Regions from separate parts of the Homo sapiens genome. Here region 1 is linked to region 2. The links are chromatin loops, found by intact Hi-C in ENCODE. Cell type or tissue: CD4-positive, alpha-beta T cell. All regions are shown on one strand. Each heading gives the region's core, and the rest is flanking DNA. Links, peaks and the distances in the headings are about the cores only.

Region 1 (5,377 bases), core at 258-5,257, 760 kb before region 2:
TCCATACATATTTCTCAGTCACCTAGTTTACATCTCTGAAGTGCTTCCCAAACGGTACTGTCAGTGTTGCTTGGTGCCCCACGTGGAAAGTGTCATCGGTCACACACCTCTAGGGAACGATGCATTGCACGCAGTTCAATGCGTTTCTTTCTGCTGGACCTTTTAGAGCCTTTGGAAAAGATGGTGTGCATATATGAATAAATCTCTGAACAACAGCCTGTGCACTCTACAGAATACAGTTTAGTAACAGTGTGTGTGTGTGTAAATGCTATTCTTTTTCCCTTAATCCACTGTGATGAGGCAGTGGAAGACTCGACAATTTATAACGTCTGCATAACATTCCACCTTACGGATGTCCCATAACGTGTTGCCATGCAGACAGTGTTGTGTTGGCAAACAAGGAACAAACGGAAAGAAATAATCGAGTTTCTGGCAGAGTTGGTGATTCTGGCGAGGACTGGAGCCTGGAGAGGGGGACACCATGGTTCGACCACAATGCTGAGTCCCTGGGATGACCATGGACCCCGTTTTGGTGCTGCTGGAGGCCAGGTATCCCCTGAGATGCCTCTTAGCTCAGTGCATTCAGTTCAGTGCCCACTTTTCAAGAGACCCCATCTCACCGCTCAGCCCAGAGCAGGCCTGTGATAAAGACCTGGCGGCTGCTGCTTGTAGGCATGGGGTGAAGATCACCCACCCTCATTTCTAACGTGGAGCTTCAGGACTTTCAAGGCCCTCAGGGAAAGCTTTTCTTGTCTATTATTCCTAACCACACCCCACCCCCACCTCCACAGTAAAGTGTTCCAATTAAATCTGATACGTAGGACCTGAAGCACTTTGTCATTTTCTATGTAGTTAATAGGGAAGAACACATTCTAAAATGAAAATACCAGAGGATAATACCTGAATTGGAATCTCTTCTCACACCCTCTGAGAACTTTTCAAAGAACAAGGAGGGGCCACATGCTGTGACTCACCCCTGTAATCCCAGCCTGAGCAACATAGTGAGACCTCCATCTCTACAATATCAAAACATTAACCAGGCATGGTGGTGCCTGCCTGTGTTCCCAGCTACTCTGGAGGCTGAGGTAGGAGGATTGCTTTAACCAGTGAGGTCAAGGCTACATGAGCCATGATCACCCCACTGCACTCCAGCCTGGGCCACAGCGCAAGACCAAGTCTCCAAAGCAAAGAAACAGTCACCTATAGCTGTCAGACCTACACTGTGTTTGGGAAAGAGCAAGAACCACAAAATTCACTTAAAGGTCAGTGGGAAAATCAACATCTTAGAGCAGCAGAGTTGATGTAGAATCACTTGCCGGTGAGATGCAGGGGCAGGGGGGTACACAGCGGGAGAGGGTGGGGAGTCCCTGTGGAGGTTGTGCGTGGGGTGCAGGGGTTGGGGGGGTGCACAGTGGGAGAGGGTGGAGAGTCTCTGTGGAGGTTGTGGGTGGGGTACAGGGGGGTACACAGTGGGAGAGGGTGGGGGTCCCTGTGGAGGTTGTGGGTGGGGTGAAGGGGTGGGGGGGTGCACAATGGGAGAGGGTGGAGGGTCCCTGTGGAGGTTGTCAGGGGGGTACAGGGGTGGGGGTTGCACAGCAGGAGAGGGTGGGGAGTCCCTGTGGAGGTTGTGGGGGGGTGCAGGGGCAGGGGAGGATGCACAGTGGGAGGGGATTGAGGGGGTCCTCATGGAGGTTCTGGGTAGGGTGCAAGGGCAGGGGGCTGCACAGATGGACGGGGTGGGGAGTCCCCATGGAGGTCCTGGGTGGGATGCAGGGGCAGGGGGGCATGTGTAGCTGGAGGAGGTGAGGGTCCCCTTGGAGGTCCTGGGTGGGGTGGGGGGGGTGCACAGCTGGAGGGGATAGAAGGTCCCTGTGGAGGTCCTGGGGGGGGTGCAGGGGTGGGGGGTACACAGCGGAAAGGAATGAGGGGGTCCCCGTGGAGGTCCTGGGTGGGTGCCAGGGGCAGCCAGTGGGGGATGCACAGCCGGAGGAAATGGGTGGTCCCTGTGGAGGCGCGATGCACAGAGCAGGAGGAGGGAGCCGCCCTGAGAGGAGAAAGGCAGCCTGCTAAGCAAGAGCTACAGGAAGCACTTGGACAGGCCATCGGGCCAGAAGCACCTCGCAAGGGTGTCCGGGAGCTTTGGTGATGAAGGGCAAGAAAGAAGCAGCTAAGAGGGGGGCCTCATCACAGAGATGCTGTCAAAGATTCACCAAGCCCACCTAAAAGTATCTTTTATTACGGGAACTGCAATTCACCTTAGCAGCGCAAGAGGGCATGATTGCACTACCAAACCCAGAAAAGCACCCACGCATTCAAAAAACTGGAAGAGAAGGAAGAGAAAGGGAAAGGCAGTCAGCCGATCCGCTGCTGCACTGTTAGCAGGTGAGAGTCGGGTGATTTTATTGCAGCTGACAGTGCTCAATGATAGCACAAGGCCAGTTAGGAAAAGCGGGCACCGTGGGCATTAGCAGAAGTCACTATTACCAAGGCAGCCCTTGTGATGGCTCATTTTAGCAGTCAGCTTGACTAGGCTAAGGGATGTCCAGGGAGCAGGGAGAACGTGATTTCTCGTGTTTCTGTGGGGGGGTTCTGGAAGAGATGAGCACTTGACCCAGTGGACTGACTGAGGGCCACCCGCGCCAGTGTGAGCAAGCCTGCTTCAATCTGCTGAGGCCCAGATACAACCAACAGGAGGAAGGAGGGGAAATTTGTTCTATGCTTGACCTGGGACATCCACCTTCTCCTGCCCTTGCGTATGAGAACTCCAGGTTCTTGGGCCTCTGGACCCCATGTCTTAAACCAGAAGCCCCCAGGTTCTCAGGCCTGTGGCCTGGGACTGAGAGGGACACCACCAGCTGTTCTGGTTCTTAGGCCTTTGGACTCGAACTGAATTGCACCATGGGCTTTCCGGTTTTCCAGCTTGCCACTGGCATATCCTGGGGCTTCCTGGCCTCCTGAAGGGCATGAACCAATCAATTCCCACAATAAATCCCCTCATGAGTGTGTGAGTGTGTGTGTTTGTCCTATTTGTTCAGTTTTCTCTGGAGAACACTGACTAATACAGCTCCAGAACAAAAATAAAGCCTTCCTAAATACAGAAAAAAAAAAATAACCAAGCCAAAAAGGGAGAGTGGAACAGACCAGTCTTCAGAATGAAAGCCACACGAGGACGCCATACTCCACATAGTGAATTCACAACGGCAAACAACCTTCCAGAACAAACCAAAGACACCAGCTACATCAAAATGCAAGTATACCTAGCTCCCCTGCTAAGAGAAAGGTCTTTGAAGACCTTGTATCCATAAGCTACCGCCACCCTAGTTCTCTGGCAACCCCAAAGTGTGCAGGAAACAAGCACTGATTTCTCAGCCCCCATCTGCAGATGCACGGGGTTCCCCTGGTCTAGAACTGGGTCAGTCTGAGCCATAGGGGGTCTAGGACTGCTCCACATATCCCTCATTCTCCTGACCCCACCGGTCGAGGCCTGTCCTGGTCATGGCAATAGGCTGGAGTGCAGGAGCATGAGCCTGGCCCCAAGCACATAGCACACCTTTGCTCACGCCAGGTGCACCACAATCCCATTGACCACTTTGCTCCATGCCCAGCCCAGCGTCAGAGGGTGGAGAAGTGTTCCCTGCCATAAAGTGAGTCATAGCTAGGGTATAGACTACAAATACATTCCATCTACCCCAGACCACAAAGCAAAACCCACCAACTCTCTGCCAATACTCTAGAGGGACACCTAAGACAAAAATTCAGAAAGGCTAAAGGCTACCCATAAAGACGTGCATGGAGGGGTACAAGCTATGAAGCCAAATTAGACGAGGAAGCAAGTTACAGTCTTGATGTGTGACAGGGTAGAAATCAGCCTTAAAAACAATGCATGAGAAAGTGACTTGATAATGCTAGAAGCTGCAATTCCCAATGTAGACATGACAGGAGTATCTATGCACCACATAAAACAGCAGTCTTCAAAAAACGGAAACTGCAGGATAGGTAGGAATAAAAAAACACATTCATAAAGGTTAACATTGCCACTCTGAATCCAAGACAGGTTAAGAGGCCAAAATGAAATTATCTAGAAGCCTTCAGTTTCTCATGGATATGATACCAAGCATTGCGCTTCAATAACAGAGAAAACACCTTTCCAACCTCCCTTGAAACGTTTATGGAAACTTGCCACATATTAAGACACAAAGGAAACTTCAGTAATTCCACAAAGCAGAGAGAATCTAAACATATTCTCTAATCACAGTACAGTAAAACTAGAAATTAAAGACTCAAAAATTCCCTACTGGAAATGTTACTAACTCTATTAAATTACTCTTGGGTCAGAGGACAAATACAAACCACAACCATAGAATTTGTTCAAAATGGTAACACCTTGTATCAGAATCCATGATGCAATTAAAGCAATGAGGCAAAGAAAATTACATCCAAAATGAAAAAGAAACATCAAATGCAAAATTAGGAAAAGATTAAAGTAAACAAAGGAGAAACAGTTGCAAAATAACAAGCAAGGCTGGGTGTGGCAGCTAATGCCTGTAATCTCAGCACTTTGAGAGGCTGAGGCAGGCACACTGCTTTGAGACCAGGAGTTCGAGACCAGCTTGGCCAACATGGTGAAACCCCATCTCTGCTAAAACTACAAAAATTAGCCGGGCATGGTGGCTCACACCTGTGATCCCAGCTACTTGGGAAGCTGAGGCAGGAGAATCGATTGAACCTGGGAGGTGGAGGTTGCAGTGAGCTGAGATAGCACCACTGCACTTCAGCCTGGGAGACAGAGTGAGACTCCTCCTCAAAAAAAAAAAAAAAAAAAAAAAAAATCAGAACAAAGAAATAGTAAAGCTTATGAACAAAAAGCTGGTCTTGGAAAAGAAAAAAGAAAGTAGACAAACCTCTAGCTAACCAAATCAAGGTGACAAGAAAACGAAACACCAAAAATGAGAAACCAACACAGGACTGAATATTGAAGTGGAAAAAATGTTTAGAGTGATGATACTTTGAACGACTTTATGCAAATAAATTTGAAATGAATAATTAGCCAAAAGTGACTCAGGAGAAAAAGAAATCTTAAACAAATTCCCATGAGAGAAATAGAAAATGTAATTAACGGCTTAACTAGCCCATTTTGTTTCACAGGGAATTCTTCTGACCTTCACAACCAGATAATCTCACTGTTACAACTGTTTCTGATCACAGCAAAGGAAGGAAAACTTCCCAATGCTTTTTCTTGTCTTTTCTTTTTTGAGACGGAGATTCACTCGTCACCCAGGCTGGAGTGCAATGGTGCCATCTCAGCTCACCGCAACCTCCACCTCCCCAGTTCAAGTGATCCTCCTGCCTCAGCCTCCCCAGTAGCTGGGATTACAGG
Region 2 (5,377 bases), core at 144-5,143:
GTGCTGGTACAAGGAACAGACACAGTTACGGTTTTTACTAATATTCCCAAACTGTCCCCCACCCAAGAAAAAGATGATACCACTCTTACCAGCATTTGAAAGTCTGGGAAAACTACTCTACTTCCCTTAGTTTTCCCACACAGTCCCTTGCATAAGATAGGAACAGATAAGATGCCCAGTACGGACTTTTTTTTTTTTTTTTTTGAGACAGGATCTTGCTCTGTTGCGCGGGCTAGAGTGCAGTGGTGCAATCATAGCTCACTGTAGCCTCGACTGCCTGAGCTCCAGTGATCCTCCTGCCTCAGCCTCCAGAGTAACTGGAACTACAGGCACATGCCACCACGCCAGGCTAATTTTTAAATTTTTTTTGTACAGACAAGGTTTCACTATGTTGTCCAGGCTGTTCTTGAACCCCTGGGCTCAAGCAATCCTCCTGCCTTGGACTCTGAAAGTGCTGGGATGATAGGAGTGAGTCACCATGCCCCACCAATATGAACTTTCTGATTGGCAGTCTTGTCACATAAATCTAAATTCATCCCCTTGTGCTCAATCCTAAACAGAACCCAACATGTACATCCTTGAAACACAGACTAAAAATATCTGTAGTGCCTGTGTTGTCAATTTCCCCCTATTGTAACATTTTTCTTAACAAGCCTAGCAGCTGAGGATCTATGTAAGTTTAATGGCTTGCAGCTTCCTTGATGGACCAGGTAATGAACCATCTCCCCTTATTGCTAAAATGAGCAGAAGCTTCTAGATTTAACTCTTGTTACTCAAGGAAGTGAATACCTTCATCAATTCCCATCCACCTAACAACTAGGGCTTGTGAGGCTGAGGAATATGATTTCAGAGACTTCTCTCCTAACGCCCCCACAAAACTTGGCCCAACCCAGGCAAGCCTAGCTTAAATACGCCCTCTTTTATGCATTGGATAATGGAGAAAGAGTTCTAGAAATAGAAGCCAGGGAAGCTAGGTTCAGGCCTACTTCTACCACTTTTCAGCTGTGTGACTTTGGGCAAATAATGCGTCTCTGAGTCTTAGTTGTGTCATTTATAAAATAGGGCTAATGGTGATCTTAATAGTGAACACCTGTGATGTACTAGGCACTATTCTAAGTGTTTTATGTATTTTACCTCATTTAATAATGTTTGGCTCACAGGTGGTTGTGAAGATTTAATGAAATCAGATGACATGAAAGTTTTGGAAATGCTGAAATTTATGCAAATATGAAGCACTGTTAGCAAAAAGCAGCAAACATTTATGCTATTTTAATATGACTACAGCCAACATGGCTTCTTCCTTTTCTGAACTTTCATCACATTTATTGTCTGCTCATGATATTTGGCTCACAGCATCATCATCTGATACCACCTTTCAAAGTCGGTTGTCTAATAATCAGACACTGCTCCCCCACCTACGCCTCAGACCACTAGATTATGTAACAATGCTTCAGAGCAGGGATGATCCATATGTGAGTCTTGGATTTTTCAGAAAATTTTTGATTTTAAATACTGATTATGTCTTATTGTTTGATTATATGCTCTAGGCCTGTACAAATATAATCATTATATCCATAAATTTCCAAATCCTTCACAGAGCTGTGACTTAGTGGCCTCACAATCAGGACTTGCTTATTGACTGGGATGTTAGGAGTGGTGGTTTGGGCTGGACCACTGGAGAAAACCAGAAGACAGCACCCTCAGGACAGAGCCTATTTCTGCAGGCCCTGCCATCTTCTTCTCACATGTGTCAATCCTGAGGGTCAAGTTCTTTCCTTCCTCTCCTCCTCCACATGAAAATCTGTTTTCAATCTCTGTCTATATTGGAGCTAATGGACCTGAAAGAGCCTAGAGTATAAATCCTCCCAGGATGACTGGAATTTGCATAAGGATCAAATCTCAGGCTAGAAGATGACAGCACTGAAGATGGATTCACATACTCCAGAAGGCATTTAGGGAGGAAAAGACTTCCCAGAGCTCTGTAAACAGTCCAGCACCTAGTAAATATCTAGCACTGGTCTAGACATTTACCTTTAACAAGGTGCTAGTTTCTAGCTCTTACTGACTCTGACTCAGGCCTTGTTCTTTCAACCAAACATCTGAAGGCTTCAAGAAGTTAGAAAATAAACTAGAAATAGTAGGAGATTCCTATTTCCCCACCTACACTGTTAGGGTAAAAATCATGCCTTCCTGTCCTGGTGCAAGTTTGTGAGCGCCGGCCGCCACCCACTGGCAAGATGAGTACTGCAGCTGATTGCAGTCACAGCTCACCACTCACTGCACTGGCTGAATAGCCACAGACTCTACTGGCACAGGGGTATCCCTCCAGCTGCTTATTTGCTGCTCTGAAAAACCATACCCAAACATTAACTGTCTCTTCTAACAAGTATGCATCCACTTCCCTCCCTCAAAGAAGCTGGATAGCTGGCTTTTGCAACTTGTAGAAAGAAACGCCGTGGTTTGTCACTAAATTCAGCAAAAATTTACTGAGCATCCAGTGGTAGGTGCTGGAACTATAAAAATTGGCAACCATTAGTGATAACAAAGTACAGAAAGCAGAGTCTACAAAAGGACGCCAATATCTACATGGGGGTCACTGCTAAGTTCCCACTCAACTCTTCAGATTTACATCTAGCACTCACATTTCTACCTTTTAATCTTTTCCTTTAAAAAAAAATTTAAGCACACAACTAAAACAATAATAAAAGTTTCATATAGTCCAGGAGGATGTACAGTGGAAAGCAAGTTTCCTCTACCTCATAAGTCAGTGGAGAGACAGAAACAAAAATAAAAGATTATAATTCAGGGTATCAACTGCAGTAGACATACAAGCACAGCATTATGGGAACCCAAAGGAGGGAGCCATTCTCCCTGCCTGGAGAAGTCCATGAATGCTCCAAAGAGACTGAACTGAGTCTTAAAGAATGAGTAGGAATTAGCCACATAGGAAGGAAGATGCAGAATTGAAATGTAAGGGCAAACGCACAGAAGCTTGGGTGAGGCTCTGGGCACTACAGGGGCCCAGCACACTGCTGGCTGAACAGTGAAGACCAGAGGTTCCCAAGGCAGGGAAGTGGCAGAGCAAAGGGCTTTAAATGTCAGGTGGAGTCTCTGGAACTTGAGGGCTAATCTCCAAATGATTTTTTACAACTTTTCACTGCAGAAATATCCACAATAATCATCAACATTTTACCAATCTTTTTCATCTATTACCCTCACTGTTTTTGTTGTTGAGACTACGGTTTGAGTATTTTAAAGTAAGTCCCAAACATCATGTCATTTATCCTGTCAATTTTTAAGCATTCTGTTAATGACTGTTATTTTTATGATTTACAGTGGCAAAACAGACATAACAACATTTTCCATTTTAACCACTTTTACGTATACACTTCAATGGTATTCACAATGTCGTGCAACCACCACCACTATCTATTTTTCAAAACTTTTCATCATCCCAAACAAAAACTCTGTAGCCAATAAGCAATAAGTGCCCATTCCCCTCTCCCCTCAGTCCCAGGTAATCTCTAATCTACTTCATCTGTATTAATTTGCCAATATTCTAGGATAATGACTTTTAAAATATAAGTGCCATGCCATTGTCTCACCAAACAAAATTAATTTTATTAACATCTTTACTGAGTCTGTATTCAAGTTTTCCCAACTGTCTCAGAAAATACTGAAAGATTTTAAGCAGAGAGATCATACAGTCAGATATGCCTAAGATCTGAGAGGCTGCTTTCTCTGGAATGTGGAGAAGACTGAAGGGAATGAATCAGTGCTTAAGATCATTTCAGAAGCCAGTGTAGTAATTAGACTTCAGAATTTTCTATTTTACTGGCACTTGGCAGGCCAATACCTATTGCACAGCATTCACCTGACAATTCAATTAATCACTTGATTGATTAGGTCTAGGAGCTTAGTAGCTAGCTGGGAAATGACAACGACATTTAAAAAATCAGATTTAATGAAATGACATAACACTTTATAGAACTCCCACTGTAGATGTTCTGGAACAGAGACATAAATAAGACCTCAAACAGTCAGGCTTTACATTGAAGGGGTTCTCAACTCAAATTTGGATTTGTTATCTAATTTATGGACCATAAAACTTTCAGTACCTGGAGAAATTTCTGTTATGGATCATTGGTTTGGTTCAGAATAAGAAACAAAGAACAGGAAGACATGAATACTTTCCCAGATAAAGGCAACATTCTGTGGCTGGTCCTTGATATTAATTCACTGATTAAATTGTTATATCAAATGCTCTGCAAGTAAGGCACTTCTTAGATAGAGAGCAAGCTGCATGGTGTCTTAGTTAACATTCATATAAATGATGTGGAAGAGAGTGCATGGGGAAATTGCCAAGGTTACAGATGGCATTCAGCTCTTCCAGGGATTAAAATGCCAAGATGATTAGGGGTAAACTGAAAGAAGATGTGGACGTGGGCAGAAAAGTGGCAGAGGAGTTTTAATGTGCCTAAGTGTAAGAAAACACATTCAGGGGAAATAATCTTATCAGAGGATCATGAACTGGAATGCTCAACTACAATCTGGTAAAGGAACCTGGAATGACAGAAAATTGTTTCCTGAAGACAGTCCTGTGAGCTGTAACAGGCAAAAACCAAAAAGATAGAATGAAAGGTAAAAAAATGTTAGTTATCACTAGAAAGCTTATGGAAACCCAACATAAAGGGCTACTCATGCCCTAACCCCATCTTGTACAAGCTGTAATGCTTTCCTATTTATGATACAGCATATTAGGTCCACTTATCTGGACAAAAGTGACATGATGAAAGTAGAAATGGTCCAGAGAAAAACAGAACAAAATGAAATGACTCTGATTTTAGTAAAGCTAAAATAATGAGTCGTCTTCAGTCTGTAAAGATACAAAGGCAACACATGGGTGTGGAGGAGGAGGGAAAGAAAAAACAAACACTGAGTGACCCTACACAAATCAAATCACTCATCTCAGATCACCCAAATTAATCCTCACAATATGCCTCTTACAAGAATGTCATCTTAATGTTACTGGTTTTATAGAAAAATGAGGCTCAGATGAATTAACTGACTTGCTTAAAGGTAGCAGTTAGAAGGTGGCAGAGCTAGTCAAATTAAATTCCAACTCTTTTGATGATCAAGTTTAGAGACCATATACTTCCTTAGGTGAGGACTCTGCTCTACTCATTTTGTGTTACCAAAGCCTGTCCTACTGTTTGACACATGAAATGTTTATAGAGTTACTGAACACAGCTAGATATCTGAAGGTTAATATCAGAGGACAGCTGAGTGCTATGGCATGTGCCTGCAGTCCAAACTACCTGGGAGGCTGAGGCTGGAGGATCACTTGAGCCCAGGAGTTCGAGTGCAGCCTGGCCAA

Evidence for each region. Hi-C counts contacts between places; a loop is a spot of excess contacts. Peaks named below come from ENCODE experiments on the same cell type or tissue, not always from the same donor. Only the 100,000 strongest peaks of a DNase experiment are listed, where the experiment ranks them.
Region 1: a loop joins it to region 2, with 7 times the contacts of the local background. A loop is called at or near these places in 15 of 110 quality-filtered maps.

The regions. Positions count from the first base shown.
Region 1 is chr3:12,889,056-12,894,432 of GRCh38, reverse strand. All of the region lies in intron 4 of LOC105376956 (a long non-coding RNA gene), which reads right to left. Among named protein-coding and RNA genes, the nearest start is that of LINC02022, 6.5 kb to the right of the region's middle. In CD4-positive, alpha-beta T cell, for the core only: a CTCF peak has its summit at 2,268; a DNase peak (open chromatin) is centred at 2,292; H3K27me3 peaks cover 473 bases.
Region 2 is chr3:12,132,075-12,137,451 of GRCh38, reverse strand. The region is part of intron 1 of SYN2 (synapsin II); the gene reads right to left. Among named protein-coding and RNA genes, the nearest start is that of TIMP4, 24 kb to the left of the region's middle. RefSeq lists a silencer at 2,069-2,363. In CD4-positive, alpha-beta T cell, for the core only: CTCF peaks have their summits at 2,042 and 2,245 (motif pointing left); a DNase peak (open chromatin) is centred at 2,231.